Linked DNA regions of Homo sapiens: region 1 is linked to region 2. A link is an interaction called in ENCODE POLR2A ChIA-PET data of the cell type or tissue named here. Cell type or tissue: PC-9. All regions are shown on one strand. Each heading gives the region's core, and the rest is flanking DNA. Links, peaks and the distances in the headings are about the cores only. Region 1 overlaps JAZF1 (JAZF zinc finger 1). Region 2 holds the start of LOC107986699 (a long non-coding RNA gene).

Region 1 (4,397 bases), core at 123-4,122, 250 kb after region 2:
CAAAAGCCAAAATAGACAAATGGGATCTAATTAAACTAAAGAGCTTTGCACAGCAAAAGAAACTATCATCAGAGTGAACAGGAAACCTACAGAATGGGAGAAAATTTTTGCAATCTATCCATCTGACAAAGGGCTAATATCCAGAATCTGCAAAGAACTTAAATTTACAAGAAAAAAACAAACAACCCCATCAAAAAGTGGGCAAAGGATATGAACACACTTCTCAAAAGAAGACATTTATGCGGCCAGCAAACATATGAAAAAAAGCTCATCATCACTGATCATTAGAGAAATGTAAATCAAAACCACAATGAGATACCATCTCACTCCAGTTAAAATGGGAATCATTAAAAAGTCAGGAAACAACAGATGCTGGAGAGGATGTGGAGAAACAGGAAGGCTTTTACACTGTTGGTGGGAGTGTAAATTATTTCAACCATTGTGGAAGACAGTGTGGTGATTCCTCAAGGATCTAGAACCAGAAATACCATTCGACCCAGCAATCCCATTACTGGGTATATACTCAAAGGATTATAAATCATTCTACTATAAAGACACATGCACATGTATGTTTACTGCAGCCCTGTTTACAACAGCAAAGACTTGGAACCAACCCAAATGTCCATCAATGATAGATAAAGAAAATGTGGCACATATACACCATGGAATACTATGCAGCCATAAAATAGGATGAGGTCATGTCCTTTGCAGGGACATGGATAAAGCCAGAAACTATCATTCTCAGCAAACTAACACAGGAACAGAAAACCAAACACCACATGTTCTCACTCATAAGTGGGAGTTGAACAATGAGAACACATGGACACAGGGAGGGGAACATCACACACCGGGGCCTGTTGGGGCATGGGGGGCTAGGGGAGGGATAGCATTAGAAGAAATACCTAATGTAGATGACGGGTTGATGGGTGCAGCAAACCACCATGGCATGTGTATAGCTATGTAACAAACCTGCACGTTCTGCACATGTATACAGAACTTAAAGTATAATAAAAAAAGAAAATGAATACAAATTATCAAATAAAAGTCTGTAAAGTCTACGATAATTGTACAAGTGCACGACAGTAAATGATGATGTGCAAAAGTGCTCAGCGAGCCTGCCACATCTGTTATTGCTGGTTTTTGAACTGTGGTGGGAGGAGGTGCTCCTTACAATAGTCACACATTTATTTCTTAATTTAACCCACTACCAAGAGGACCATTGTTACTCACTGATGCATCAAAACTTGGGTAAATAATTATCCTGTTTAATTAATTTTCTTAAATGTATGATAGCTCACATTTATTTTAATGTTTAATACTAGAAGTGTTTTGGGTCTTTATTTAGAAGTTTGCTGTTTTTGTGATCAGAAATATGCTGTAGGAACTTAACTTCTCTTTGTATAAATTAGCCTTTGGGAAAATTGGTTCTGTTATATGTCATTTCACTTAAAGTGAAAATTTCCAAGAACCTCTTGACAACATTAAGTGAGGCCTTCCTGTATTTGGCTTCATTAGTATTCAATGTTGCACTATGATGACACTGAGCCATGGGATGAACCAAGCTCACATCTTTATCTTCCTTGGAGTTCAACACCATCTCCACAACCTCTGTTGTGATCTTTCTCATCTTCATCCTCCTCCTCATCCTCCTCACTGCATGAGCAGCTGATGTGTATCTGGGGCTCACTACAGGCCAGGCACAGCTCTAAGCGCTGTACATCTATTAGCTCATTTAAATGTCACAACAACCCTTTTAGGTGAGTACTAAGATTATCTTCATTTTACATAAAATGGAAGCCCAGAGAGGCAGAGTATCTTGTCAGAGGTCACAAAGCTCCTCCGTGGGGTGCAAGGGTTCCCAGCTGGCCAGGGTCTGTGTTCCCAGCCAGCGTACTGCACTGCATACTTGAATCCAGCCTGACCCTCAGATGGACTGTAAGCCTCCTCTCAGTGTGTTTAAGCCCCCAGGTATTCTGGTTCCCCCCATCCCCACTTTCCTCTTTGCCTCCCCTCGTCCCTCCTTTTTCCTAAGAGACAGTCTTTGGGCACCTGGTGCCCTCTGTCCTTCTACTCCAGAACCACCCTGCATGGCTGCCATCCTGGGATTCCCCTTCTCCACTGTCCCAGCAGTTCCCTTTTCCTCTCCCCACATGGGGCCGATGCCTGTTCCAAGGTTCTGTGTCTTCCTCTTTCTTCGTTCACCCCTTGCTTGGGTCATGGGAGGTAAAATCTGGAGTCCCTGAATGTCTGAGGACGTCTTCATTCTACTCTCAGGTCGATGCCCACGAGTCCTGAGCTGCACTAACTCCCATTCTCAGATGTGTCCTCCTCCTGGGAGACTCAGCTTCTCGCTGCTCTCTGTCCTTCCACCTGCCATCCTTTTACTACTGTGCGGGGGACTCATCCACCTGGAAACTCACGCCCTTCAGTTCTGGGAAATTTCTTTGAAAAAAATTTTTTTTTTATAATTTCCTCTCTTAGCTGTCTTTCTGGGAATTCTTTTTATTCTAATGTTACACACCTCCTGGACTAATCCTCTCATATTCTTATCACTTCTGTTTTCTAAATCTCTGATTTTTTTTTTCCTTTTTACTTTCTGGGAGATTTTTCTAAAATAGCTCTCTGTCCTTTCTATAAATGTTTTCATTTCTGCCATCACCTGTTTTAATTTCCAAAGACTACTTTTTTTATTCTTTTTTTTTTCATGCACAAAGCTTTCTTCTCTCTGTAAGGAGAAGGTTGTTGTTTTTATTTTCTCCTGCCCCATGCACTGTCACTGTTTCTCCGGTGTGCCTTTTTTCCTCTTTAATCTGGTCTCTGACACTGTCTGTCCTGGAAGCCATTCCCAAACCTTGAGGATCCTTGTCTGTCTGCTCATATTTAAAAGTGAGGCATAAAAAGCAGATTGGATGCTCTGGTGCATAGGTGGGTCTATCAAATGGTGAAGGTCCACACAGTGAACCTGGAGGGGGACCACCTCACAGGTCCTTTCCCCTTGGGCTGACCATCCTGGGTGGTGTGAGTGGCTGTGGGTAGAGAAAGGGCACTGGACTTCTACCACTCAGGATGGAGTCTCTTCCTCAGCCTCCCTGTTCTAAGAACTGTGCCCTCACCCTGGGCTCTGCCTGGCAGCTCTGGTTCAGCATCTCCAGAGCCATGCTCTGTCACGGGAGGGATGGCAGCTGCCTGGCCTCGCAGAGTTAGGGAGGATACAGAGGGGGAAAGGAAGGGACATCCCGTGGAGACTCTCAGCCAGTTCTCCTGACTTCAGCCTTATCTGTACTCCCACATTCAGAGGTATCTGTAGCTCCATTTTTAAAATAGAACAGATTTATTTTTACTTTTTAAAAAATATTTTCAACTTTTATTTTAGATCTAGGGGGTACACATGCAGGTTTGTATATTGTGTGATGCTGAGGTTTGGGGTACAATTGATCCCATCACCCAGGTCCTGGGCATGGTAATCAATAGTTAGCTTTTCAACCCTTGTCCCCTCCCGCCTCCCCCGCCCCAGAGGTCCCCAGTGTCTACTGCTGCCGTCTTTATGTCCATGAGTACCCAATGAACATAAAGCTTTACTGAGGTATAATTCACATACTATACAATCCACTTATTTCAAGCGTACTGCTCAAGGTTTTCCATATATTCACAGAGTAGTGCAGCCATCATCTCAAACAATTTCAGACCATTTTCATCTCTCCAAAGAGAGACCACGTACCTATTAGGTTGCTCCAGATCTGGAGGCTTTCTGGGATTATTGAATGTGAATCAGCCCACCTCTGAGCTCACCCTTTTCAGCTTAAGTTCCAGCTTTTTCTAGTCTGCTAAGTCAGTGACCTCTTTTCCACTTGCTGTCCAGCTTCCACGCTTCTGTTGCTGCTGCCTCACCTCTATCTTTATCTTTGTGGCTTATGATTTTGAAACCCCGCTTTCTGTATTTTGGGTGCATGTGCGTGTTCACATCACCTTTTTAAACTGGAAGTTCCCTGGCTGCTTTGAAATCATTCTTTTTTCTAGCAAGAACAAAAGTTCCAGGCCTGTCTTGGATTACTCCTGCCCTAAGACATGGGGTCAGCTCCTTTCCTTTAAATAGAGGACAGCACTGAGACCAAAATCTAGGTGCTGCTTGTGGGGCCCGATGGTCCCATGTGAGGGCTGCTTCTGGGTAGGGCCACCATTCCGGCCTGCCTTGGGGACAGGGCTGTCTGGGCTTCTCTTTAGGATCATGAATTCACTACTGACATTTCCAATTTAATGCTAACATCAACATGTGCTTCAAAATGTTATTTCAGGTGAACATGCAGATTTATTTTCTCTGCCTACGGCTACTTCGTTGTCTATTCCTTCCCTGCCCATCATTATCCTTCCCTCTCTTTTATGACACTTGTATGTCTCCA
Region 2 (4,397 bases), core at 172-4,171:
ATTGCTTAGAAATCAATAGATGTTAAAGAAAAATAAATTGTACATAAGTAATAGCTTCAGATTTATTTGCTAAATTCACCTTTATATAAACAGGGCTCAGTAGTCCTAAACTGTGACCAGACCCAATTGTGTCTGACTTACATCCTGAATGGCAATTAAAGGACATTAAAAATACCCTGGGATTACTTCAGGCAGGACCCCTGCCTTATCCATATACTTTCCAGCATAACCATGTAAAGAGAACACAGGTTCCCCCTCTACCACAGAATAGAGCCTGGCAAGAACAGCTGGTGTCATGGTTACTTGATTGGAAATTACAGTGCAATTAAAATTTGGCCTTCAGGTCTGGAGATAAAGGAATTGCAAACTGCAAAAGTAAATTTTTAGAAATAAAGTAGCTTGTTGTTGGCAATAATAGTAATTATTACTAACAATAAATAATGAGAGCAATAATAAAAAATACTGTAAAAGTGATCACCTTGCCTTCTCTAACACATTCTTCTGTAATTTTCTTAGGCGACAAACTGCTGGAGCTGCCTCAACCATGTTATCTTGGGCAGTGAGTCACCAGTCTTCTTTGAATGTGTTAAGAACTTAACACCTTATATATGAATTACTGTCTATGACAACTGTTGCAAGGCAGTCTTAGGCATGCCAAAGAATGTAAAAAGAGATTTTTATGGGCACCTCTTCTTCAGGACTAATTTCAAAGAAACCCTTGGAATTTATTTACCAAACATTTCTGAACTACTTGTGCAAACTGTAGAAAATCCCAGGCTAAAGATATTCTCCAGAGACAGAAAGGATACTTTATGGATACAGAGTGATAAGTAAAATTATGGGAAAATGTAAATGGCTAACATAATTGACCCAGTTCTGTGTACTAGTACTGATGAATCTTAACTCATTTCTAAGGAAATGGATTTGTCCCTCAAAGTAAGGTATACTTTAATTATAAGAGTTACTAAAGTTTTAAATAATAGCAAGTCAGACCAAGGAAAGTCTTATTTTATTTAATTTTTTTAAGATAATGTAATTCAAGCCTTTCATATAATAGTCAACGCACTAAGTACTTTAAATTTTATAATAAATAACAGCAGTTGCTAATTAAAAAGTAAGTTTTTAAAAATTTATTTATTTATTTATTTTTTGAGACAGAGTCTTGCTCTGTCGCCCAGGCTGGAGTAGACTGTGCAATCTTGGCTCACTGCGACCTCAGCCTCCCAAGTTCAAGCGATTCTCCTGCCTCAGCCTCCTGAGTAGCTGGGATTAGAGGCAAGCACCACCACACCCGGCTAATTTTTATATTTTTTTAGTAGAAATGGGGTTTCACCATGTTGGCCAGGCTGGTCTCAAACTCTTGATCTCAGGTGATCTGCCCACCTCAGCCTCCCAAAGTGCTGGGATTACAGACATGAGCCATCACGCCTGGCCAAAAGTAACTTTAAAATACATAATAGTACTATAACTCTTTAAAGACAGGAACCCATGGAGATGAATTATTTTACCAAAATATTTCAAATCATTTTTAAAAATTTTCTTAAACAGCCTTATTGAGGTATAATTGATATACTGCACATATTTAAAGTATACAATTTGGTGAGTTTGGACATATGCAAATACCCATAAAACCACCACCACATTCAAGGTAATAAACATTTCCATCACCTCCAAAAGTTTCCTCATGCCCCAAATGTGGTGGTGGTGGTTGCTTTGTGGTAAGAACACCTATCCTGGTATCTACCTTCTTAACAAATTTTTAATACTCAACACGATATTGTTAACTACAGGCACTATGTTATACAACAGCTCTCCAGAACTTATTCATTGTGTGTAACAAAAATAAATTCTTACTGAGGTAAGAATAAAACATAAGAATAAATATCACATACAAGACTACTGTATAATCGAAGCACTTGTGAGAGTATCAAAAAAAGACCTATTCTGATAGCCCTTCCCCCTCCACACATTATAAACCAAGGCAATTTCAGTTATATGAAATTTGATGGAAGAATTTGCTTTTGGACAAAAACAGCAATGTTTCAGCCCAAAGCCAAGTAAAACTGCCAAGTTATAAACTTCTCTAAGAAAACGTTTTAATGGAAATGCCAAAAGACCCTTAACTATAATAGTGTTAGGTGCCAAAATAGAAATAATTTTTTGTGGTCCTTTTACCATAAATTAGATACAGATCTAGTGGAAAAACAGTAGGTATCCAGTTCAGTGAGCAGTAAGGGCCAAGCCTGCATGGTTGATTTTAAAAACAATAATGAAGTCTATATGAAACTCACTGAGATTTACCAAGCAAGCCTACCTCTCTAAGAGAAATTTCTTAATAGGTTTTGTGCTTATTCTAAGAATGCCTCAAACAAATTACTAAAACTTAACTCAGCCAAGTAGAGTATAAAATTTGGTTTTCTGGTATGGAACTGTTATACAAACACATACACACAAGTTCAATTATTTAATTTTGACATTAATTCCTACCTAGAACAATACAGTTTAGCAAATCAATGAGGCGTGCCAACATGCAGTGCCTGGGGCTAACTACAAGCGCCACTTCAGAGTCACTTCAACTTAAGGTCTCTGGGCAAATCTACAGATGTATTAGGCAATCAGTGAGTTTATTCTTCAATTATTCAAGCACAGCTATAATGATGCCCTGGGAGCAGACTGAACAGTATTTGGTCATTAGTCACTAGCAATAGTTTTTAATTTAGTTTTAATTTGCTGTATGTCTAGCATTCATTATAGACGAGAGCTGATCAAGTTGGAACCAACACTGTGGTAGCAGACCCACTGCGTGTGTGCGCGCACACACACACACCCACCCACCCACACACGTGTATGTATCCAAAATGGCATGACTAAACAACATGAGACATTAAATAAGGATTACAACTTTCATAAAAATGTGATTTGCACAAGTTAATAGGGCATCATACTTATGAGACCTGTGTCATGGGCTAATTTATATAAAGCCCAGTTCACTTTACTTTGGAAACAACAAACTAATAAACAAAGGCATGGTATTAGACATACGGGGAGTCAGGTACAGGTTATTCAATTGAACAAACTCTGAGTGAAACAACTGCTAAGTCTGGTGATACAAAGATAAATGTTCCATGAACACACCAAGCTAGTTCAATGCCTCAGAGCCCTTACAGAGCAACTCCTTTCAGTGAAACACTCTTCTCTAAACCTTTTCATTCAAATTTCTGCTTAAATATCACTTCCCCAGAAAGGGCATCCCATCCACTATCCAAAAGAGCACTCTCAATACTTTCTATCTCCCAAACTGTTACTCTTCCTTTTTTTTTTCCTTCATAGCAATTATCACTGAAATTATTTTTATGTTAACTCTCTCTATTCCTCTATAAGTTTCAAGAGGCAAAGGACTTTGAGTATCTTTAAAGCCTTATCCCTAGTGCCTTCTTTGTATGAACTGGAAAATAAGGCAAGTCCCTTGTGGTGAAGATGCTGTCAGCATAATACAGAAGATGAGATTAAAGTGTATAATCAGAAACAAGTAGATAATCTTATAAGGACTATATAAATAATTTCAAGTACAAGATATTTTGTTGAAGAAAGAAATGCAGACCTTGATTTTTAAAGTTACATTCTCTTTTTCTTTTCCTTTTTTTTTTCTTTTTTTTTTTGAGAAAAGTCTTGCTCTTGTCCCCCAGGCTTGAGTGCAATGGCTCGATGTCGGCTCACTGCAGCCTCTGCCTCCCGGGTTCAAACGATTCTCCTGCTGCTGCCTCCCAAGTAGCTGGGATCAAGGTGACTGCCACCACGCCCAGATACTTTTTATTTTTTAGTAGAGACGGGGTTTCACCATGTTGGCCAGGCTGGTCTCGGACTCCTGACCTTAGGTGATCTGCTGCCTCGGCCTCCCAAAGTGCTGGGATTACAGGCATGAGCCACCGCGCCCAGCCTGTAATCTCTTTCTAAAAGTACCAGGCTCAGCCAGACACAGGGGCTCACACCTGTAATCCCAGCACTTTGGGAGGCCAACGCAGGAGGATCACTTGGGCCTAAGAGTTGGAGATCAGCCTGGGCAGCACAGCCAGACCCCATCACTACAAAAAAAATTTAAAAATTAGCTGGGCATGGTGGTGCATGCCTATAGTCCTAGATATTCCAGAGAATTCCTAGATATTCCAAGCAGAAGACTGCTTGAACCCAGGAGTTCAAGGATGCAGTAAGCTATTATTGCATCACTGCACTCCAGCCTGGATGACAGAGACCATCTCCAAAAAAATATATATATATTATTTATATATATATTATATATATATTTTATATATATAGGATATATATATCCAAAAATATATATATTATATTTACATAATATATAAATATATATAATATAATTTATATATATTACATATAAA

What was found. Peaks named below come from ENCODE experiments on the same cell type or tissue, not always from the same donor. Only the 100,000 strongest peaks of a DNase experiment are listed, where the experiment ranks them.
Region 1: POLR2A ChIA-PET joins it to region 2 with 5 read pairs; 2 of 35 experiments call an interaction of 5 or more read pairs at or near these places.

Annotation. Positions count from the first base shown.
Region 1 is chr7:27,858,859-27,863,255 of GRCh38, forward strand. The region is part of intron 3 of JAZF1 (JAZF zinc finger 1); the gene reads right to left. Among named protein-coding and RNA genes, the nearest start is that of TAX1BP1-AS1, 120 kb to the left of the region's middle. In PC-9, for the core only: no CTCF peak of the experiment used is centred there; no DNase peak of the experiment used is centred there.
Region 2 is chr7:27,608,685-27,613,081 of GRCh38, forward strand. All of the region lies in intron 4 of HIBADH (3-hydroxyisobutyrate dehydrogenase), which reads right to left. LOC107986699 (a long non-coding RNA gene) reads right to left here and starts at 580. Exons shown (of 2, transcript XR_001744911.2): 1 at 1-580. In PC-9, for the core only: no CTCF peak of the experiment used is centred there; DNase peaks (open chromatin) are centred at 617 and 2,567; H3K27ac peaks cover 879 bases.